3 separate regions of the Mus musculus genome follow, and all the other regions are linked to region 2. The links are chromatin loops, found by intact Hi-C in ENCODE. Cell type or tissue: left cerebral cortex. All regions are shown on one strand.

The links. Hi-C counts contacts between places; a loop is a spot of excess contacts. Peaks named below come from ENCODE experiments on the same cell type or tissue, not always from the same donor. Only the 100,000 strongest peaks of a DNase experiment are listed, where the experiment ranks them.
Region 1: it touches region 2 in a loop (4-fold over the local background); 2 of 42 quality-filtered maps call a loop at or near these places.
Region 3: a loop joins it to region 2, with 4 times the contacts of the local background. A loop is called at or near these places in 3 of 42 quality-filtered maps.

What each region holds. Positions count from the first base shown.
Region 1 is chr12:102,298,899-102,306,898 of GRCm38, forward strand. The region is part of intron 1 of Rin3 (Ras and Rab interactor 3); the gene reads left to right. Among named protein-coding and RNA genes, the nearest start is that of Rin3, 20 kb to the left of the region's middle. In left cerebral cortex, no CTCF peak of the experiment used is centred here; DNase peaks (open chromatin) are centred at 984, 3,656, 3,988, 4,361 and 3 more places; H3K27ac peaks cover 246 bases.
Region 2 is chr12:102,186,427-102,194,426 of GRCm38, forward strand. The region is part of intron 2 of Slc24a4 (solute carrier family 24 (sodium/potassium/calcium exchanger), member 4); the gene reads left to right. Among named protein-coding and RNA genes, the nearest start is that of Slc24a4, 62 kb to the left of the region's middle. In left cerebral cortex, a CTCF peak has its summit at 4,756; a DNase peak (open chromatin) is centred at 4,588; H3K27ac peaks cover 292 bases.
Region 3 is chr12:102,249,005-102,257,004 of GRCm38, forward strand. Slc24a4 (solute carrier family 24 (sodium/potassium/calcium exchanger), member 4) reads left to right here. Exons shown (of 17, transcript NM_001362345.1): 13 at 5,506-5,672. It overlaps Gm25203 (a small nucleolar RNA gene), which reads right to left and starts at 4,683; the gene lies at 4,469-4,683. It also overlaps the pseudogene Rnu3b-ps3. In left cerebral cortex, CTCF peaks have their summits at 3,104 and 6,171 (motif pointing right); DNase peaks (open chromatin) are centred at 1,592, 2,271, 3,254, 3,667 and 1 more place; H3K27ac peaks cover 1,624 bases.

The DNA.
Region 1 (8,000 bases), 110 kb after region 2:
ATGAGTTCCAAGCCAGCCTGGTCCACAGAGCAAGAACAGCCAAGGATACACAGAGAAACCATGTCTCACACCACCCCTGCCCCCCCCCCCAAAGAGTGCGGTCTGTACAGAAAAGTAAAAAGGAAGCAAAAATCTCTGGATCTTCATATGAAGAAGCCCACAGTACCCTTCCCTCCCCACCTTCCTCCCCTCTTCCTCCCTCCTCCTCCCTCTTCCCCTCTCCCTCCCTCCTCTCTCCCCTCTCCCTCCTCCCCTCCTCCTCCCTCTTCCCCCTCTTCCTCCCTTTCCCCCTCTCCTCCTCTCCCTCCTCCCCTCCTCCTCCCTCCATATTCAACACCACCTCCACTCTGTCCAGCAGAGGAACTCAGGACTCACACCATTCTGTCTTTTTGTCCTTAACTACCCAGTCATCCCTCCCTCGTCAGCACACAGTCTCCTCTGCATGTTTGTTTTTCAGTTGCAGACTCTGCCCTCCATTTCCCCCTTATCAATCTGCATGCAGGTTGTTTCCAGGCATTCCTCCTGTACAGACAATGTCTCAGCGACTCCAGAGAGTACCGGCTGTCCCATGAGTCACTTTGCCCATGGCAACTCCAGTAAAGGGAACCCTCCACGGCTGCTGGGTCAAAAGCCATGTGCATCTGCAATTGTGTTCTAAGTTAAATGGTTACCCTTCATGGAAGCTGTCTCTCCTCATGTTCCCGTCATCTAAATGCAGAGCGCTTTAGGAATAATGTAATGACTGTACAATATTCCAGTGTTTACATTAAGTTCAGCATCTAAAGTTACTCATAGGTCTAGTATGGATGGCTATTGTCTGTAACACCAATGTGTCTTTATACCTCATTCTGGTTTTTCTCCTCTACCCCTGCTCAGTGCAGAGCCTAGGTTGTAGACATTCTCAGCACCAAAGAGAGACGGGAAGGAGGGAGCCACGTGGGTGGGGCTGGACACCTTCACCATTCCATTTTTCCATTCTCCTCACCTGTGACTCATGCCACAGGAAACAGATTTGCATTCTGGATGGCCTACCATAGATACACTTAGTCCAGAGAGGGCCGAGCTCTGTGGATGGGACTGTAAGGTGTTTCTCAGTGCTTCTCAGCTACATACAGGGAATCCTCTTAAGGAGACCTTGGCTTTCTGGGAATTCCAAGCCACCTTTGTTACCTCCTCAGCAGACAGTGGAGTCACACGATTCGAAATCAGAAAGGATGGCAGGGTGCCATGGAGAGCCTCTTTTTCTCCACCACCCTCTCTCTGTCCCTGCATAGGTGAGAGCATCCTGACATGGGTGGTTGGCACATGTGCACAGGGCTTGTCTCTGCCATGGGGGCTGGCACCTTTGAGGCTTTTACCTTCAGTCTGGACCAGCACACGCATCCCTGAATCCTGCCTCCTTCATCCCATCTCCACATCTAGTGATGTTTCTCAGTGTCTCTTTGGGGTGGGCACAGGATGCCAGATGCTCTTTGTTTTAAAGATTTATTTTATTTTTAGGGGTGTGTGTGAAAGAGAGAGAGATACATGTGAGTGCTGATACATAAAATCTAAAAGAGATGTCAGGTTCCCTGGAACTGGAGTTACAACTGGTTGTGAGCCACCCAGTTTGGGTGCTTAGAACAAAACTCAGCTTCTCTGCAAGAGCAGTACACACTTTAATAACTGAGCCATCTCTACAGCCTGTCAGTTGTAACATTTATTTCAGTACTATTGTGATCAGCCTAGAATTGGCAGGTCCTGAATCAATATAAGAGATGGATGGCTAGATGGGTAGATGGGTGGATGAATGGATGGATGGATGGATGGATTGATGGATGAATGGATGGATGGATAGATAGATAGATGGATGGATGGACAGATGAATGGACAGATGGATGGATGATAGATTGATGAATGAATGGATGGATGGATAGATTGATGGATGAATGGATGGATGGATAGATGAATGGACAGATGTATGGATGGATGGATGGATGGATGGATGGACAGATGGGTGGACAGACAGATGGATGGATAGACAGACAGGTGGGTGGTACCCATTATTGAGCTGTGCTTCCACTGAAGCATGGTCTTAAACTCTTACAACCAGTAAATAAAGTACTCAGGCTCCTGCCTCCAGTTAAATATATGCACAGAGAAGCAAAGACAGGAGCAGTCACTTGTAAAAAACCACTCAGCTGGGACTCTTTCTGCAGGCTTCCTGGTTTTCAAATTCATACCCTGTGCTAGCTAGGCAAGCTATGGTCATCTAGGAAGAGGGAACCTCAATTGAGAGAATATTTCTTAGTTGCTTTTCTATTGCCATGACAAAAACACCATGACCAAGGCAACTTATAGAAGACCCAGTGTCTTGGGGCTTACAATTCCAGGGGTTAAGTCAGTGGCCATTATGGCATGGAGCATAGCAGCAGGCAAGCAAGTGATGCTGGAGCAGCAGCTGAGAGCTTACATCTTATTCCCAAATTGTAGGCAGAGAAAAATCACTAATTAGGAATAGCATGGGCTTTTGAAACCTCAGTGCCTACCAGAGATACACCTCCTCCAACAAGGCCACACCTCCTAATCCCTCCCAAGTGGTTCTGCCAGCTAGAGACCAAGCATTCAACTATATGAGCCTGTGGAGGCCATTCTTATTCAAGCCACCACAACCTCCATCAGACTGGCCTGAAGACAAGTCCATGTGGCATTTTGTTGATCAGCAATTAATGGGGGAGGCTGTAGCCCACTATGGGTGGTGCCACCCCTAGACAGATGGTTCTGGGGTGTATAAGAAACAGGTTGAGCAAGCCAGGGAGAGCAAGCCAGTAGGCAGCTTTCCTCCATGGTTCCTGCCTCTACTCTTGGTTTAGTTCCTGCCCTGACTTCACTCAGTGATGGGCTGTGATCCAGACCTGTAAATCAGATAAACCATTTCCTCCCCCAAGTTAGTTTTGGTCAGCGTTTTCTCATAGCAATAGAGAGCAAACAAGAGCACAGCCTAAACACCAGGCAACACAGAACACAGCCCTTCTTCATACTGATGGTCAAGAAGTGGTATAATCACTGAGACCCATGGGAGTAGACAGTCTTATCCAAGACTCAGGGCGTAGTCATGATGTAGGGTGAGCCTGGCCAGGTCAAACATGAGCAGGGAGGGCTAGAACCTGTGATCCAGAAGAAGTTCTAGAGGAAGATACAAAGACTCAAGTCATGAGGTGGGGTCTGGTGAGTGGGTATATGGTGAGTAGGTGTCTAGGGCACAGAGGTGATGGAGCAGCCAAGGATGGAGACAGACAGAGGGTGTGCCACTGTGAACAGGTTAGAGCATCTGAGAAACTAAGCTTGGGGATGGCCTACTGTAGAGCTGCCATCAGAACAGCCATAACACTGAAGCCAGTGCCTCTGTGGCCTCCGTGGGGCCTGTATGGAAGTGAGTGTGGGTCTAGAGGGAAGGCTGGAACCCTTGGTACGTTCAGTAAGGTAGGGCTGAAAATTGGGCTGTGGCTCACTTAGGAGAGACAAAGACCTCTGCAGGCAGACACAGAAAGCGGGAAGGCTTCTGACTTGCCAGACCCCTTGATGTGGGCTGTGACGTATGACCTGAGGTGACCTGGTCTGCTCTCGTTATTTCCGGCAACCGGAAGACCTGCTTGAGCTGACTTCCCCTCTGAGAGGCTGTGGGCAGCCTGCAGAACTGGCCAGTGGTTGGCAAAACTGTGCAGGTCCTACCTTACCATGCAAGGCTTTCAGTGTTTGGGGGGACGGGCCTGATCCTGGAAGCCACAAGCGCCTGTGGATACTGGTCTGGACCGTGAACAGTCATTCTACCCTGGATATGGGCTGCAGGTGTCTGTGGAACATTGGTGAGGGTTTTAAATCCAGCCACTTCTCCATCTCACAGGCCCCTAAGCTCTGATTTAGCTCCTGCTGCCCAGCAGCCTGGGCCAGACCAGAAAAGAGGCAGCAGCTGGGGCTACATTGTGCACACTCAGTAGGAAGGGTCTGGCAGAAGAGATGAAGCTGGCCTGGCCTCCTGCCTTTTCTGGGCTGTCTTCTGGGGCAGGGCCAGCCCCTCTAGAAAGAGAAGCCTTCAGAGGTCCACAGCCAAGGGTCAGCTAAGTTGCAGAGACATGGGATTCCAAGAGCTGGGAGGAACCTCAGTCCTTGGCCTAAGTCATGTAGAGCATCAGGCACAGCTGTTCTCCCATGTGGAACACCCCCACAGACATCACTAATTGATCCACATTCTTGCTCTGGTGCCCTCAATTTAATGTTAGTCTGAGTACTGTCAACAGCTGGGGTTCATGTGGGGAAATTCAACCTACGAGCCTGAGGTTGAGCCCAACCGTCTCCTTTTCCTGAAGAAGCTTTTCCTGAAGCGAGAAGTGAGATGCCTGGTCCACAGTCAGACACCATGCCTGGGGCCACGCCTGCTGTGCCAACAACAGCATCTGTTATGAACCACTCCACTCATGAGTCCTTGTCTCCTATCATTTCTACAACGTAACTCCACCCGCAAACAAGCTAGTTTGCTACAATGTCTCCAATTATTGATGCTCTATAGAAAACTGATGCTTGCTACCTTAGAACTTGTTTTATTTTGTTTGTGTCCCCCTGGCTGTCCTGGAACTTACTCTGTAGAGAAGGCTGGCCTCAAAGTCACAGAGATCTGCCAGCATCTGCCTCCCGAGTGCTGGGACAAGAGGAGTGTGCCCCACCCCAGGCCCCCAGATACCCTAGGTCTTGTTAATAGGAACTGACTGGATAGGTAGAATGCAGTCTGTCCATATAAAGCAATGCCATCTGTCAATAAGAAACAAAAGGTTGATACAGAAGCCCTGAAAGACTACTAGTCACCATGGTAATGCCGGTGAACCTCGTGAATGTTACGCAGGGTGGAAGAAACTAAACAGTGCCCAGGTTCCCTTACAGGAAATACCTAGAAGAGGAGTCTGTGAAGAGAGTAAACAGATGAGTGGGACTGGGGGCCCGGGGGGATGGGGGATGGGGACTGACTGGTGGCCAAAATGTCCCAAGACTAGTGGTGATGGCTGCACGACTGTGACAATCTTAGAAACCATTGTGTTAAGACACTTTAAGAACTATTTTAAAAGTGACTGCTTGGTCAGCATATTTCTAGAGGTGGTGTGTGCCAGCACTCGGCTCGGCGTCTGTTGTCTGTCTGGAAAAAATAGCCGGCAGATGTTCCTGTGAGTGCTGCAAGCTGTAGGGACTGCTCAGCCTGGGTGGGACAGAATCCCTGGGAGGGAGGTCGACATTCTGTCATGGCAGAGTTGAGGAGGGATGTTAGGGGGAAGGGGTTGTCAACCACAGCCTTGCAAAGTACAGAAAAAGCAAGAGTCTCTTGGTGAATCCTAGACCTCACCAACTGGTAAAAGTGTCTGGCTAGCAAAACCTGATCTCATCATTGCCTCCTTGGCACTGGGATTATCCCTGCACGTTGGCATCCCCAGTTCAGATCCTCAGCACAGCAAGCACTTTATCCACTGAGCCATCTCCCCAGTCCTAGCCCCACCCTCTCTCTTCTAGAGGGCTTACTTCCCCGTCCTGCCTGTTGTCACTTCAGCCTTGCCTCTGTCCTGAGACTGGTCTGAGGCCTCCATCTCTTAGAACAGGTGCCATTTGCTCTGAACGGAGCACTGGACTGTGTTGTCTGCTTTAGCTCTTGCCTCAATGCTAAGGCAAATGGTATGGTCTCCCTGTTTTACTGAGGACAAGAGGCTCACAGGGTAGGGTGGCCCCGGAATAAAGCTCTATCCCTTCCTGGGACTGCAGCCTGTCTTTGCTATTGTGGGCATCCTAAGTCGGGGCTTTCAGATCTGATGGCTGTCACTATCAGCTGCTGTTCTTTGCCCCAAGTTCTATAGCGGCACAAGAAAGAGGAACATTTCCCAATGGTCTTCTTAGGGTTTCTGCCATGGTGCCCTTGAGATGGCTGCCCAAGCTGCTCCCTAAAAGTGCCCTGGACCCCAAGTCTACCTGAAGGATGGTCTCGTTCTCCTTCTTCATATGGATGTGCAGGCTTCTGACCTAACTTCAAAGCTCTGAGGATGCAAAGCACAGCTGTCATGTCATCTGTTGGGAAATGGCTAATTGCTGCTGAGACTGAGCTGCCCGGGGAGGTAGTGAGCTCCTGACCCCAGAGGTCTAATATCAGATGGGGTGAAGGGGCTGTACTGGCAGAAGGAACCAGCTTGGGTTCCTCAGACTACCTTCCCCCAACACCTCAGAGAAGCAGTGTAAGCATATGGGCTCTCTGTTTTTTCAAACAAATGTACTGAGCACGGGGCTGATGAGATAGCTCAGCAGGTAAAGCGCTTGCTGCCAAGCCTGACAGCCTGACTTTGATCCCTACGACCCACGTGATAAAAGGAAAGAACCAACTGGACTCCCACAGGTTGTCCTCTGACCTCCACACTGTTGTAGCACATGGGCTCCCCCTCCACACCCGTACACAATGTCATTTAAAAACGAAAAATATTCCAAGCCCAGAGAAACCTACAGGAAACTCGGCAATGCCTTGTGTAGCTGCAACCCAGCTTGTGACATCCACTATATGGCACATTGGCCTTGGGTCTTTGTTTTTCGGTAAGTCTTAGAAGTCTGGTCAAAGGTTCCCTTATCCCTGCCAGGATGCACTCAGGGAGCACCCTCACCCACATGGGTAAGCTGTGTCCACAGAGCAAATGCACAGCTGTTCTGAATGTCTTAGGAGTGAGCATAGATGCAGTATGTTTATTGCTCTGCGTATTCTGGTGGTTTTGTTTGTTTGATTTTAGGACTTTCTCTTTGGGCTCCATTCCAGACTCCCAGGGTAGCTGCAAGAACAGAACAAAGAATTCTTATGGCAGCTCCTCTCTCATCAACGTGAACACTGTGTCTCATGTGTCTCCCTCCTCCTCCTCCTCCCTTCTTCTTTCTCCCTGACTCAGTAGAACAGAGTTTCAGGCTTTGTGGTTTTTGTTTTTTTGTTTGGTTGGTTGGTTGGGTTTTGTTCCGTGTTGTTTTTTCCTTATGGTCCTCAATGACTTCTCCTCAGAGCTGAGGACTTATGTCCCTTTTGCCTCTGCCCCTGGGGTGAATAAGCAATGAATAGCAATGCTGTCTTTAGGGTTTTGAGAGTTTCTGCAGTGGCTGATATCAGTGCCTTGTAACAGCTGTGGCAGCCAAGGGTTGACTGCCCAAAAGCTTATCTGACCATTTCTTAGGGATGGACACTGGGCAGGGGAGGTGTGTGTGTGTGTGTGTGTGTGTGTGTGTATGTGTGTGTGTGTGTGGTGGGGTGATGTGTGTGTGTTCATGTGTGCATCCATGCATGTTCATATGGAGGCCAGAGCTTGATGTTGGATGTCTTCCTCCATCATTCCTTATTTTTTTTTCTTTCCCACTCTTTTTTTTTTCCATTTTTTATTAGGTATTTAGCTCATTTACATTTCCAATGCTATACCAAAAGTCCCCCATACCCACCCACCCCCACTCCCCTACACACCCACTCCCCCTTTTTGGCCCTGGCGTTCCCCTGTACTGGGGCATACAAAGTTTACGTGTCCAATGGGCCTCTCTTTCCAGTGATGGCCGATTAGGCCATCTTTTGATATTCCTTATTTTTTGAGATGAGATCTCTTACTGGACCTGGAGCTTGCCATTTTGGGTAGATGGGCTGACCAGCTAGCTCCACGGATTGCATCTATTCCCCTCGCTCCAACACTAGGTAACAGATATGAGCTCTCACGCTTGTCTTTTCTGTGTGTGAAGGGGATCTGAACTCGGGTCCTCCTGCTCACACAAAAAGCGTGTTACCTTCAGCCAGAAGCCTGCCCCGGAAGCTGCTATGGTGGTTTAAATATGTTTGGCCCAGGGAGTGGCAGTGTTAGGAGCTGTGACCTTGGTGAAGGAAGTGTCATTGTAGGCATGGACTTTAAGACCCTCCTCCTAACTGCCTGGAAGGCAGTCTATTAGTGGCCTTCAGATGAAGATCTGTAACTCTTAGCTCCTCC
Region 2 (8,000 bases):
ATCGCTGCTGGACCATGTGGTGATTCTGTGCTTCATTGTTGGTAGAAATTTTATCATGGTATTAAATGGTTTATATGAAATTTAGCTGGGGTTTTCTTCCAAATAAATGGAGGGTGGGGTACAGGAGAGTTCAGCAAAGGAAGAGAGAAGGGTGTGAGAGGAGGGGGAGAGAGAGAGATCACATCAGCCATGCACTGATCATTGTCTGAGCCAGGATGGATACATGGATACATGGGTGTCCACAGGATAGTCTGTAAACTTGTAGGCACTTTTGATACTTTCTGGATACAGTGATACTTACTATCCAGCATTGCAGCCACAGTATCTCAGCACAGGAAGGATCTGTCCCTTATGCCATGTTCCAGACTGAGCTCCTGTCCCGTAGAGCAACTTCCATATGGTCACTCAAGGACCCAGGCTCCTTCCTGCTGTGGCTCAGCCTCCTTTGGTAGAATAAACATGTATGCTGCCTGACTGGTGGGTCTGGAGGGTACATGTTCTTAAACTAGTGAGAACAGGACATCTGGCCCCATGTACCAGCAAAGGGCCTGAGAAGTATACAACCTTTTTCTCACTCTGCCCTTGGAAGGGTACCGTTGTCTCTTGCCCATCTCTCCCATGGGACCCTTCCATCCACCCTGACACTGGATGCTCACAGCACACAGTGGGTACTACTGCATGAGTAACCGAGGCTTCCTGACACCTCTTCCAGCGGTGGCTGAGCTGGAATCTGAACCCAGACCCCCAGACCTCTCATCCTCTGCAAACTGCTCTCTGGATAAATTGTGCTAGGCCCTGAGGGCTGTACAGCCCAAGCTAACACGGCCGCTAGAATCCAACCCCACCCAGCTTCTCTGGCCTCCCTTCTGGCTTGTCCTGTCCCTCCCCATAACTCCTGCCTTGCTACGAAGTCAAAGACGATCACACCGAAAGTTAAGTGGAGTGATGACATGGCCTGGGACACAGGACTCCTCAGGGGCAAAGCTGCATCCTCTCTGCCTCCATCCCTGCCGCATCCTCCAAAGCATAACCTCTGCCCTTCCTCAAATCCCAGGGCACCCTTGCTCATTAGTAGCTGTCACTTCCGGTGCCTTCCCTGGGCTCCTGAACTTTGCTGCTCAAATCTTTGCTGGCCCTCAGGCTCCCTCCTTCCCTGAGAGTCAAATTCCCAAGCACCCACTTCTATTTGTTTTCTTCCGGTTGTTTGGTCTCATAGCTGGCGCCTCTCTGCTTGTTTGATGTGATTCGAGGAAGTCCCTTTGGCCAAGCAGGGCATCTTCCTTCCCCCATATGTTTACAGGAGCCCCATCATATAGGATCCCTCTCCACCCTTCTTCCCCTGGCCTAGGCTACCCTGCTCCTCTGGATCGGTCTTCCTAGCTTCCAGTGACCTGGCAGTGTCCAGGCCAGTGTCTTCTCTCCTGCATTGTCCCCACCAATTCCATCTTCTTCCTCACAGTTCAGGCTGATAGTTTCCTCTGGGATCACAAAAAAAAAAAAAAAAAAAAAAGGAGAGCAGCCACATCAGCATACTGGGCCTGACTACTCCGGTATATATCCCAAACACAGGGGAGTCAGCTGCTAACAGACAGGACCTCTTCCATGTCACATGGGAGAGACTCACAAACACGTCTTACTACCTTTGCCCATGTTCAGCCCCTCCTGACAGGGGGACTGCCTCTGACCACTTGGTCTCCCCACTTTAAAACCTAACATGGGTTTGATTAAAATGGTTTCTGCTTTGCCCCTTGTTGCAGGCAGGACAGGGCAGGGCAGGGCTCCTCTGCAGGCCCCTAGCCCCTTCAGGCGTTTCTTTAGGCCTCTTTACTCTTTCCCTCACTCACAGTCAACAGATTTTAGCGCAAGTGGCCTGGGGACCTGATGGTTCTAACTTTAGGAACCACAGGTCCCATGTGGCCAGGGAGGTAGTGTAATATTGGGTCAGGTGATGCTATTCTGTGTGGCAAGCCCTGATATTACATCATCTTAATAGTATTCCAGATTGGGTTCCTGGCTGATGGAACACCTTTCATACGGTATCTTAGAGACCCAGGCTCTTTCCCTATTGTTGCTCAGCCTCCTTTTTGGTGGAATAAACACACATGCTGCCTGACTGGTGGATCTGGACAATATATGTTCCTGCACTGGTGAGAATAGGGTATCTGGTCCTGTGCACCAACAAAGGGCCTGAGAAATGTGCCTTGGTGAATGAAACTTGGCAACATTGCCATGGGAAGAGAAGACCTCAGACAGCACTGGGGAGCAGCTGAATGTGTCTGACCCGCATGGGAATCGGTATGGCAGGGGTTTGTCATGGCCATCCCTGGCAACAGCACCATGTCCACTCTCCTGTAATGTGGCTCTGTCACTGTGTTGTCATGATCCCTCCCTCTGAGTCTGGGCATAGGACTTTCTAGATCAGTAGCATGTGACAGAAAAAGATTACATGCTCATTGGAGACTCCATTAGCAGCTTCCATCTGTCTCCTAGGACTCACAGGAGTGCAGGTGACAAAGACAGGTTTCCAGCTGGTACTACTCATGCCCCACACTGAATGAAGCCTTCAGATGACTGAAACGTCAGCACCATCTACTGCCTTGTCTGAGATCCCCAGGTGCAGATGATCCCCAGGTGCAGATGATCCCCAGGTGCAGATGATCTCCAGGTGCAGATGAGCCCCAGGTGCAGATGATCTCCAGGTGCAGATGATCTCCAGGTGCAGATGATCTCCAGGTGCAGATGATCTCCAGGTGCAGATGATCTCCAGGTGCAGATGATCTCCAGGTGCAGATGGGATTGGCTCATCTCTGTGTTCTCATCCGCCTGCTCTGGCCACAGGAGGACATTATGGCTCCTTTCTCCATGTGAGGGAAAGGAATGCATTGAACTGGCGAGCATATCTGGGGAAATGAGGCACCAGTATCCAAGCCTGAGGAGATCTTGTTTTGCCTGTCACATAAGGACACATAAAAGGGATGTCACTGATAGGGATTCTGACACCTTGATCTTGAGCCTCTGAGCCTTAAGAACAGTGAATTTCTGTTGCTTATGCACTATGTGCTGTAAGACTCTGAGGTTCCATCCCAGCCAAGCCTTCCAAGGTGTGCAGAGGAGGTGTCAAAGATCAGAGGGGATAAAGCCATTGGTCTGGGCTTGCTTTCCTTTCCCATCATTTGCAGGATCCAAAGTCGCATAGCAGCGCCTCTACTGGGGTTTTCTATAGGACAATTGCTAACTGAAGGTTCTGAAAGGTTCCATCATTGTCCAGCTAGTAACCAACTGTCAGCATGGACTGTGCAGTGAGCATGAGCACTGAGTACTACTGTCCCTCATGGAAAGAAGCAGCCATGCTGTCCATATCCATCCAGGAGGCCAAGCTCTGGATAGAGCTCATGCTGCCGTGACCCCTGGACTCTTCTTCCCAGTCTGTGTATGCCATGTTCTTTATAAATAGGAAGGTTTTGCTTGGCTTAGGGAAAAATCACACCCATTTTTAATGTTTTTTTTAATGTGTGTGTAAGACAGGATAGGGTAGGGAGGAAGGGAGGAGAAGAGGGAGGGAGGGTAGTATGCAGAGAGAGAGAGGGAGGGAGGGAGGGAGGGAGGGAGAGAGAGAGCACCCAAGGAAGTCAGATGACAAATCTTTGAGGACTCACTACTCTCCTTTAACTGTGTGGGTCCTGGGGATTTAAATCAGATCATTGGCCATAGCCTTTACCCACTGAGCCATCTCCCTGACCCCAAGACATATTTCTTATAAAATAGAATTGATGCATTTCTAGAGCAGGAAGGCCATAGTGCAAGGTTCCATAGGAAGTCTGGATCCCCTTGCTGTTGACCCCTCTAAGGCCAGTCTGTCTGTCTGTCTGTGTGGACATGCCATGTTGGACTCCCTGGGCAGTGTGCTTTGCTCTGTGAGAGTCTGATCATTGGCTGTTTTGAGATGGCTCTCCACTTTCATGGCTGCTCTTCCTGCTCTCTACTTTTAAGTGACACCTCATTAGTTCCATCTCTGACTCCCTTTGGTGACAGTGTTTATGTGTATCACGATAGCATCATGTTTATATGCTATCTTGGCTATCATTTGTTAAAAATCAGACTGAGGGGCTGAGATGGCTTAATAAGTAGAGCGCTTGTACTAACACAAGGACTTGAGTTCAAATCTCCAGCACCCACATAAAAAGCTGGGCATGGCTATACTCGTGCCCATAACCCTAGCATTGTGATAGTAAAGACATAGTAGGCTTGCTGGAGCTTCCTGGCTGCCACCCTATCTCTAGGTTCAGTGAGAGACGGCCTCAAAGGAATAAGGAGGAAAAGTGGATAGAGCAGGACACCTGACACAATCCTGTGGCCCTTATATGCAGCAGCACACCCATGTACACGTATTCCCCAGCACACACACATGCACACACACTCAGCTTCGTTGTCTTTATGGTCCTTTAGCTGCGGCACTTCACAGTTGGTTCTCAGCTGCTTGTCGTTGAGCCTAGTGTGAAATCCACCAGAGTGGCTGGCTGAGGTTGTACTTGGGAATGCAGAGGTGTCTATTCTGAGACTCCCACAGCACAGGAGCCAGCCGCCTTCTGTGCCCGGCACCTGCTGTTCCCGCCTGGCTCCAGCCTGAGTCACTTTTGCTTGTGGCCATCTGTGACTAAGTGAACCATCACGGCCTAGAGTTATTTGGGTTTGTGTCTTTGGCTTGAAAATGGATCTGTAATGAGTCAAGAGTCGCTTCCTTCACTCTCTTGCCGACTGGCGACGAGGGAAGAGCTTTGCATGTGTGAGAAGGTGAGCAGAGCTGTGGAGCCTGAGCCTCTGCAGGCTAGCATCAAATCAATTTTCTTTACATTTTGGAGTATGAAGGATCAAACCCAAGGCCTTACAAGTGTTAAGGCAATGGTCTGTCACAGGGCTCTCCCACAGCTCTTGGAGCAGGGGAGGGTGTGTGGTGTGTGGTGTATGTGTGTGTGTTCTGTTTGGTGTGACCCAGAATCAACATGCTGGGGATCAGTAAAGGTAACCTATGCATTCACCCATAGAAAGGTCTTTCCTACCAAAACTCTTCTCACTTGCAACACTGGTGCACTAACACACTGGGATTTTGAACCTATAGAATGTATGGGATTTGTCTCCCAATAGGCCCTGACCCCTCAGTACCCCTACTGAGAACAAACCATAAAACCAAACCGAGTGATGAATGGATGCCAAACACCCATCATCTCGGCAGCCCCAGTTGTCCACATATCCATTGATCCACTCAGGTCAACATCCAAAATTGGGCATCAGGGTTGCCAAATGTGTTGGAAGCTAATGGTCACAGGCTGTTTTAGTGCTGAACTAAGTGATCTCATCTTTGGGTCAGTAAAAGCCATGAAGGGCCTCTGAAGACCAGACTGGCCCAATCACATTAGACCCAAAAGAGATGAGGCTGGCACCAGCTCAGAGCTGGAGTGGGCATCACTGGGGAGTGCGAGATATGTGGTCACCTATGAACAGTTTTGGAGAGAAGGCTACTGGGAGACATGTTTCAGTGGCAGCTGTTCTATTGCTCATGAAACCTGGACTCTTCCTCAGCTCCTTATGCCAGCCTCTGGAGCAGGAATTCAGCTGGCTGCCAAGACTGGGAACGTGGAGGAGAGGACCCTTCACTCCTTGGGTAACTGGAGGCTCTGGAAGGAAGGGTTCGTGTGGATCTGGAGAATTACAACAGAGGGAGTAAAATTCATTCACTGTGAAGATGGACAGAGGAGAGTAATGGAACCACCTGCAGGTGTGCATGGAGGAGAGCCTGTGGGTGTGCAGAGAGAAGAACCTGCAGGGGTGCAGGGAAGAGATCTTGCAGGTGTGCAGGGAGGAGAAGATGCAGGTGTGCAGGGAGGAGAACCTGCAGGTGTGCAGGGAGGAGAACATGCAGGTGTGCAGAGAGAAGAACCTGCAGGTGGGCGGGGAGGAGAACCTGCAGGTGTGCAGGGAGGAGAACATGCAGGTGTGCAGAGAGAAGAACCTGCAGGTGGGCGGGGAGGAGAACATGCAGGTGTGCAGGGAGGAGAACATGCAGGTGTGCAGGGAGGAGAACCTGCCTGGTTGGGGAAGATGGCAGACAGCACTCAAGCTTCAGTGGAATACCACTGTGACCTATCATGATCCAGAGCATACTGGATAGAGGGAGAAAGGGGAAGGGATGAGAGGGAGTGAGAGGACCAGCTCGGGCAGAGAAGATATAGGCTGTGTCCAGGACACCATGGATGCAGTTGCTACCTTTGGGCCACATAGCCTGTCAGTTTTACCCTTGACTTTGACCCCTGCACTCCAGTTCAGGACATACTCAGTAGTATCTTATTGAATGTTCAGTCACTTGTGAGGAGATCCCATGGTGATGGGCCACAGTAAGAGGCAGCCACTCATTTGGCTTCATCCCACTGACCTGAGTGGAGAGTTTCCCGTTCAGTTTGGTTTTCCTCCGTGTGGGCATTGGTGTTTGCTGGGAGTCCTGGGCTCAGCAAACACAAGTACGGATTTTAGCCTACAGTTTGTATGCCTAGGACAAACATGTGTTTGAAGAGTTGCTAATGAGTCAGTCTCAATACAAAAGAAGCTGGAAATAAATGGGACTGCCTAGTCAGCCATGATTCCCCTATCTAGCTGTGGGCCCCCTTGGGCTAGTATGGCTGACATGTGGAAACAGGAATAATTACAGCAGAACAGCCACCCCAGTAGGTATACATTGAAGGCTCAGAGGAACTTAAAAGCACCATCCATGTGCCTCAGAGTGTCATGGAGGACTCCTCAAAGGGACAATCACTGGGAAGAGCATTCCCCCACGTAGAGGGTCAGCTCTTTGTGATAGCAAATCCAGACTGCCTAAGTTCGAATCCCAACTGTGTTGCTTACTATGTGACCTCGGGTGAGTTGTCTAACCTCTCCATGCACTACCTGCACTCCTACTCTCTCTGCAATACGCCAGGGTGGGTATGTCCAGCCAGGTAAGTGGTCTTGTAGGAAGAAAGTCTAGAGAACAAGGAGAGTCACAGTGCCAGAGATTAGTACTCTCCCCACGATGCTCCAGTTTCTCCCTGAAGTCCAGACCAGGCCACGTACATTCAGCACACCCCATCCCCTTTCCCTCTGAACCCCAATGCTTATGAAAGAAGAGAAACAGGCCACATGCCCAGTTTCCTGGTTGATGGGCTGACAATCTAGGGAGGGCATAGGACCTCAACCTTCCTAATGTTGGGGCCCTTTAATACAGTTCCTCATGCTGTGGTGACCCCAAACCATAAAATTACCTTGCTTCTACTTTATAACTGTATAAATTCGCTCCTGTTATGAACTATAGTGTAAATATCTGATATGTGACCCTGGTGAAATTGTCGCTTTACCTAAAAAAGAGTTGAGACCCACAGGTTGAGAACTGCTGTCCTAGAATCTTCCAGATTTTTCATGGGCTGACTATAGTCCCTGGATGACTTTACCAACTCACAAGGGTGAAGGTGAGCAGGGTTCATAATTACAGGAAAAAGTGAGCTGTGCATGTCAAACGCCCTGTGGTGTGTGAGTCCTGGGAGCTGTGGGACCCTGGATTCATATGCTGTAACCACCCATGGTCCCCACGTGTGCTGTCATTATTTTTCTTCTTGAGACATGGTTTCACATAGCCACACTGGCCTTAAATTTCCTGTAGCTAAGGATGTCCCTGAATTCCGATCCTCTTACCTCCCCTTCCTCGGTGCTGGGATGACAGCCTGTACCATCATGCCTGATTCACATCATGCAGGGAATTGAACCCGGGGCTTCTTGTATACAAGGCAAGTACTCTGCCTGCTGAGCTACATCTCTGGACCCCAAAGTGTTCAGAACTGAGGACCCACACCCTCCCCTCTATCTTTTCTGGCTCTGCACATTAAGTTCTCTCTCAGAAATCACTCCAGGGTATCTCTGATACCACTGGAACTGTGGTGGGCTGTGCAGGTGACCCACGAGCTGTTCCAGACCCTTAG
Region 3 (8,000 bases), 63 kb after region 2:
AGAACAGTGACATGCCACTTTACACCCTTAAAGTAACCTAAGTCAAAGAAGAAAGATGATAACAATATTATCCAAAAGATGGAAGAAAAGTACTTTGCACATTGCTGAAAGGGGAGTAAATATTGTTGCTGCTTTAGACAGCACAGCAGCAGTTTCTCAAAATGTGAAATAGGGTTACTGTGGACCCTGCAGTTGTGTGTGTGTGTGTGTGTGTGTGTGTGTGTGTGTGTGTGTGTGTGTGTGTGTAATGGAAACATACAAACACTTACATTCAATCCACACTATTCATAGTAGCCTTGAAGTAGGAATAACCTGAACATCCACTAAGTGAAGGAAGGCTAAGTATAATATGGTCCATACAGGATGGGGATGCAGGATGGGGGGGGGGGGGGTGCAGCTCAGTAGTTGAGCCTGGCAGATGCATCCCCAACCCTGAAAAAAGACATAATCATATGGTTGAATACTGTCCATCTGTGAAAAAAGAATACAGTATTAGCATGTGCCACATGGACATTGTGCTAAGTGAAAGAAGCCAGGCACACAAAAACCCATCTCTGTTTCACTTAGGTGAGATGTGCAGAATAATTAAGTCTGGAGGTTGAAAACAAGCCCAGAGTTCCCAGAGTTTAGAGGAGGTAGCGAAAACTATTAATAGATATGGGTTTCTCCTGAGGACGATGAAAACCATCTAGAATGTTATTGTACTGGAGCTAAGGCTATGTAAGTACTAAATCCTACCTAACCAAACATGTTAAGTGGGTGACTTTTTAATGTGGTAATTACATCTCAAATGTTTGCAAATGGAGTTAACCTACAGTATGGTTCTCAAACTATGGTCCAGCCTAAGCCACCACTAAAGAACTCCCTAGAAATAAGCAACCACCAGGAACTACTTAGAAACACATCCTCCTCCCCTTCCTCTCTCTCCTCCTCCTCCCCCTCCTCCCCCTCTTCTTCATGTTTATGAATGTTTTGCCTGCCTGTGTGTCTGTACCATTTGCATGCCTCGTGCACAGATAGGCAGAAGATGGTGTCAGATCCTCTGGAACTGGAGTTACAGGCAGTTGTGAACCACCATGAAGATGCTGAGAAACAAGCCTGGGTCCCCTGGAAGAACAGCTAGTGCTTTTAACCCCTGAACCGTCTCTCCAACTGTCTGTGGCTCCAACTGCTGCAGGCTGAAGTGAGAGGAGCCAAGAGTTGGAGGTCAACCTGGACAACTTAGTAGAGACCTAACCTTTTAAAAAAAAAAAATACAAATTCTCAGACCCTTCATCCAGACCTTCCAAGGCATCAGCCCTGTAAGATGGTTAGATCCTACCAAGGGATTCTGAGTTTAAGAAATAGTGACACTGTCAGCCATGGGGACTCTTAGCTCCAGGGCCCAAGAAATTCTCTTTACCAGCCAGGGGTGCAGTCCACCCCCAGGACCACTAGTTAGCCACTCCCTTAACTGAAGCATCTAATTAGTTAACCATCCAAATTAGTGTGAGGTTTTCATCAACTACTACATCTGTTCTTTTCCCTCCGGCATGATGGGCCATCTGTTCTGTTGCGGTTCATTTTAAATACTTTTTTATCGCATAATTAAACTGTAATGTTCTACTTTAAGAGAGAAATCAGAGACTTAGGGAAAGACATGCTATCAGGCCCTATCTTCTTCTCCTGGGAGTTGATGTATCCATCAGTATCCGCTGTGATGATGTTTTGTCCTGGCAGTGCACAGGAAAGGGAAGGGCTGGGCACCAGGAGGAACCTCCAGGAGAGTGGAGGTAGCTGTCACTTGGGAGGCAAGAATGAACCATCCGTGAACTGAACCATCAGTGTTGGATGTCCCTTGCGATGGCCTCACTGCCTTTTAAAAATAATTCTTGGCGGTGTGTGCCTGTAGACCTCACTGAGACGCCAGTGGACACCAGCTCAAAGGCTAAGCAGCCTAGAGGAAATGGTACCCAGTTTCCAGTGAGAAACCCTGTCAGAAATAAGCCAAGTAGATGAATCCTGAGGAAGGACACTCAAGGTTGACCCCTGGCCTCCACACTCATGTGCATATATGTACACACACACACACACAGAGAGAGAGAGAGAGAGAGGTTTCGTGAAATAACATTTAGCTTTCACTGTGTATCACCCACTGATTTCATTTCTTTTAAAGGAAATACTAGTTCCCACCCACTAAAGCGACTGTCTGATCCACCAGTATATGACACCCAACTGTTAAAAAACCACAGCAGTAGAGACAGAGTCCACTAGAGGATTGTTTCCTAGGAAACCAGTGGTGGGTGGTGATGCCTAACTGCCTGGGTGGGACCACGATGAAGACAGATGTCAAAACAATATGCAAAGCCTGTAGCAGCAAAAGGACAAATGCCTGGTAAAATTTTGTGTCTATGAAACAAGAAATGTGCCCTTCTGCAGTTTGTGTCTATCTACAGAGAGGTTCCTGGGTATTTAGGTAGCCAGGGTCACAATTCCCCAAAGTGAATTCTTCTGAGCATGAGGTCGTAGGATGTCTCAGCAGTCAGGATGGGTTGTGATGTAGTTAGCAAGAGTCTGGAATTTGGGACAGGCCACAGGATAGAAACTATTCTCCTGTCTATGCTGGGTTCACACAGTAGGAGAGGTGTCTTTAGAAATACATAGGAGACAGATGTTTTTCTAGTAGCAGCATCTGGATGGATAACCAACTGACTTGCTGATCTCCGGCTAACCATTCTCTTTGCCCCTTGTAAGCAGCTTGGGGTGGGTTGTTGTTGTTGTTACTTTGTCTTGTTTTTGTAAGTAAACACACTTCGGTTATTTAGGAAGAAAAAAAAAGGTACACATACACAGCTCTGAAACTGACACACTCCAATTTGCTCTGCAATTTAAAAAAATAATTAGATATAATTCTTATGCCATAAATTGGACCCGTTATGATATCTTTTCTTTCTGTATTCACAGGACAATGTGACTGTCATCAATATATAATTCCTAAATATTTTTATTATAAAAAAATCACCAAAAATACCCACAAGTAAAGACTCTGGTCCCATCTCCTCCCATCCTGAGAACCACTGGTCTCCTTTCTGTATCTGAACTATCCTGTTCCAGACATGTCCTCTGGATGGAGCCTAACACAATGTGACTTTAGTGTCTGGCTTCCCTCCTTGTCAGAATCTTTCCAGCGTTCCACCCTGCTGAGTTTCAGTCCTTCAGGACCTACGTACCACACTGGCTTTCCTCCCTGGAGCCTGAGTTGAGTTGTCTCCATCTGGGGCAACTGTGAGAGCGTTTGAGTCTTTGTGACAACATTTATCTTCATCTCTCTTGGATGTGTATGGAGGAGTCCAATCCTGAGTCACAAGTCAGCTCTGCCAAACTCTTTGTTGGACTGCTTTCTAGGGAGTCTAGACATTTTGCATTCATAACACCAGTATGTGAGGGTCTGCACTTTTCCACATCTTTGCCAATATTACTATGTCTTTTTGCTATAGTCATAGCTATGGGTGTGAAATAATTTTTAATTGCATTTTCTTAATGACTAAAGAATAGTGTGTGTGTGTGTGTGTGTGTGTGTGTGTGTGTGTGTGTGTGTGTGTGTGTAGGCCAGAAGTGAATTTGAGGTGTCATTTCTCAGGGGCCATGTAGCTTGTTTTAGAGACAGGATCTCCAGTTCTGCTAGTCTGACTAGCTCATGCTCCAGGGATCCTCCACAGCCCACCTCTTCCTTCTCCATTCTTGAACTTAATTCTCACTTCTTCTTTTTTTTTTCCTTGTTGTGGGAGGAGCATGAGGTCATGGGTTTTAAATGGTTCCCACTGTTGGGCATTTACCGTCAGGAATTGCCTTCAGAGCCTGCCTCTACCATGGCCCATCAGTTTTCACCTTTTATATTTTGTTTTCTGTGTCCTCCAGTATTTCCTAATTCCCCTTGTGATTTCGTCTCTGACCTGACAGTTACTTAGGACTATGCTACGTAAGATCGACATATTTGCAAATCTTCCAGCTTCCCTCCCAATACTGAATTCTGATTCCATTCCTTTGAGGTTGGCAAGTGCACTCTGACTGATGTCAGTCCTTCTAACCTCAGTGGGTCTGGTTCTACAGCCTCACACTCAGTCTGTTCTGGAGAACTGTCTGTGTGTGTTCTTCAGAGGATCGTGAATACTTCGTTTCTGAAATATTTGAGGGCCAGTGAGATGGCTCATAAGACAATGGCTCTTGCTGCCAAGCCTGATGTCTTGAGTTCAATCACCCAGACCCACATGGTGGAAGGAGAGAACCAACTCCCACAAGTTTTCCTCTGACCTGCACAAGCCAGCATCATGATGCAGACCCCCATCCATTCACCCACACAAAATAAATACATACAGAACTGTGTGTGTGTAATGCAATATTTTATTTTGTCATCTGTGTGTGTGTTTGTGAGAGTGGGTGTGCATGTGTTCTATGGAGGTTTAGAGGACATTTTTTTCTTTTTTTTTTTTCCACTCAGACTGCGTTCTCTCCCTCTCACCCTCCTGAAGGAGGGAAGAACGATCATCAATGGCAAGAGGCAGCTGCAATCAAGCAGCACCTAGAACCGGCTTCACACTTAGGAGGGGACGCTACATCTCGTCCTCGTGGTTTCGGGTGCTCTACACAGTCAGAGAAACCTTTCTAGTAACGAACTATAGAAATGATCCCTGAAAGTATAGTCCTGAGGACATTTTTTTTAAGTAACTTACTTTTATCTTATGTACATTAGTGTTTTGCCTGCATGTATGTCTGTACGAGGGTGTTGAATCCACTGAAACAGGTTACAGTTGTGAGTTCCATGGTGGTGCTGGAAGAGCAGCCAGTGCTAACTGTTGAGCTGTCTCTCCAGCCCCTAGAGGACAATGCTTAGAAGTCAGTCATACAGTGAAACAGTGGGACTTTTACCTACAAAACCATCTTGCCAGCCCCAGTACTTGCCCTTCTTATATACACACACTAACACTCCCCGTCAGCTTTTGGGGTCTTGAATGTGAGTTGTAGGTGTTGTGTCTTCCTCCTTGGTGCTGGGCCACACACCTGGTGCTTCCCACACACCAGGTCACATCATTCTTGCACCAACCAAGATGAAAAGATGAAGACAGCAAGGTGCAAAGTGCTCAACGCCATGCCTGCTACTCTCCCTGGGTTCATTATTACACTGCCATTGTCCTAGCTTGACCCTTATCCCCGGAAGAGGTGATGGAATTGTTCCAGGCTGCCTGATACCAGAGCTGATATCCCCTGCCCCCTCCCCGTTCCCCTGTACTGGCGCCATCCCTGCTGTTGGTTCACCTTCCTTATCTGGTCATTTTAAGGATTACAATGGACTAAAGTTTTGGGTGATCCTGATTCTTCCAAGTGACTTGATGAGGACAATTCTTTGGCCTCAGCAGCTTAAAGTCATACCAAGGTTAACTTGAAACAGTAGAGCAAGGGTAGACTAGCAGCCGTGTAACCCAATGTCTTTCTCTCCCACTCCCTGTTCTACCCCACACCCCCTTGCAGAGGCAAAAGGCGACAAGGCTAAGTGGGTGTTCACGTGGCCCCTCATCTTCCTCCTGTGTGTCACCATCCCCAACTGCAGCAAGCCCCGCTGGGAGAAGTTCTTCATGGTCACCTTCATCACGGCCACTCTGTGGATTGCCGTGTTCTCCTACCTCATGGTGTGGCTGGTGAGTGATGGGAGCCCCTGCCTAGTGTCTTCCAAGCTGAGGTCCCACCTGAGGGCAAGCACCGGCCTTGCTGACCTCAACCTCTTTCTCATAGAGTGTGGTATTAACAGAGCACTAACATTTCCTGCTGTGTGCCCAAGGGTAGACCCTGTTCTTTGTTCCCTCTGAGGTGGGAATGGGCACTGGGAGGGGAGACATGCAAGAGACTGCTCTGGGGTTGGGGGATGAACAAAGTAACCGGCCCCTCATTTCTAGGGTCATCAGAAGAATATAAAGGAAGGAAATGATATCAGTGAGAGGTAGCCAGAACTCTCTGTCAAAAAGCTGCCCCTTTCTGTGTGCCAAGCACACAGCACAATTTTGTAGAAGCCCAGTTTTAGCCTGATAGCAGACCCATGAAATAAGTACTTTTAGCATCCCCATTTTACTGATAGAGAAACTGAGGCATGGAGAACTCACAGTTGTATGAATAGCTGGGGAGAGTTGAAAACTAGTGCAGGTTTCCAGCAGGGGGCCTAGGAGCAACTAGAGAGGACAGGGCTGGATTTCCATTCATTGGGAAGGGCATCTATCTGTCAGATGCTTGCAGAACATTAAGTCATTTCCTTTGCTTCCTAACACAGAGGCCCACAGGAGGGAAGGTGAGCAGGGCTTGTGAGGCAGTGGGGCCAGGAGAAGTTCTCTGTGGGCACAAGAGCCCCTTACCCTTTACCCTAGAGCAGTGCTCCCAACCTTCCTAATGTTGCAGCCCTTTAATATAGTTCCTCTCGTTGTGGTGACCCCAACCATAAAATTACTTTTGTTACTACTCCATAACTGTTATTCTGCTATTGTTGTGAATCTTAATGTAAATATCTGATATGCCACCCCTGTAAATGGGTCATTTGACCCCCCCAAAGGGCCGAACCACCCCCCCCCCCAGGTTGAGAACCACTGTATAGGAAGAATGCAGGTTAGCAGGAAGGATGGGCTGTGGGGAGCCACACAGGGCCTTGCATATGCTAGGCAAGTACTGGATCACTGAGCCACAAACCCTGCCCAAGAGAATAGATTTGAAGCCTAGCTCTACCTCTTAAGACCATTCAAACTGAGCAGGTGACTCACTGACCCAACTCCTGGAGCCAAGCAGAGCCCCTCTGTGAAGTTGGGGTGACCACCACTGCCTTTTAAGGCCATTGGCCTATTGTTAGGCACCCTGCTCCCCACGAAGCCACCACCTCATTTCCCTTCTCCCCAACCCTGTGTGTGCAGAACATAGCTGTTAGGATCCTGAATAGCACATGGAATGTTTTTTGTGGTTTTTTTTTTTTTTTTTTTTTTGGCGGGGGCGGGGGGAGGCTTGTTTTTCTGTGTTGGGAAAAGAGCTTGATGTAGTTTCTACCCACATCCCTAGAAAAAGACACCTCTCAAAAACGATAACTGTGCCTTGAAATAACTGAATCTCGTCTCTCATTTCCCTCAGTAGAATGAGTGTAGCCATCTTTATGTTTTAAAGGGACCGGGTGATGTTTCTTACTAAACCATGTTCCCAAAACATGACAAGTTAAAAAAAAAAAAAAGAGTATGTTGCGACATTTGAGTAGGGATGGGGATTAAAGATTTTGTGAGATTCTTCTCTTATTACGGAAAATGGGGTCAGTAGCTCTCAGTGGCAATGAGCTGGGACACTCCCACCTCCAGTATCTTCATTTACAAATCCGGCTTTTGTTTAGAAGACCAGACTCCTAGCCCAGGTTAGACTGGGGGCATGAGAGACACCCTGCTAGGCCAGTCTGACCTGTGGGAGGGCTTTGAATGTTGATGGCCTTGGTTTAGAACTGTCCTGGGGGTAAGAGTGTGTAAGAAGAGAGTGTCTCTGAGCTCACTTTGACTCTAAGGTGTGCCTTCTCTGGTGGTCCATGCTTATGGATAATGTCCTAATGAGGCTCCAGGGAGAAGTGAAGCACAACTGGGGACACTGGAGAACAAAGAGAAGCTCGGAACACAGCTCTGCTTCCTGTTTAAAGTCTGCACGTCTGGAGGCTTGGAGTACAGGCCTTGAGTCCAGGGTAGAAAAAGACCCATGTGATATCCCTGACCCCTGACCCTGGAGCATATGGGCATACACACAAATTGTGTGGATTATCTATTCCTCCACCCTGCTCCTTCTTAGCCATATGGTTCAGTAGTTATAAAAGGAGAGACAGTTCTAGGAACTCCATGGTAGCTTGATGTCTTAATTAGGGTTTCACTGCTGTGAACAGACACCATGACCAAGGCAAGTCTTATAAAGGGCAATATTTAATTGGGGCTGGCTTAAAGGTACAGAGGTTCAGTCCATTATCATCA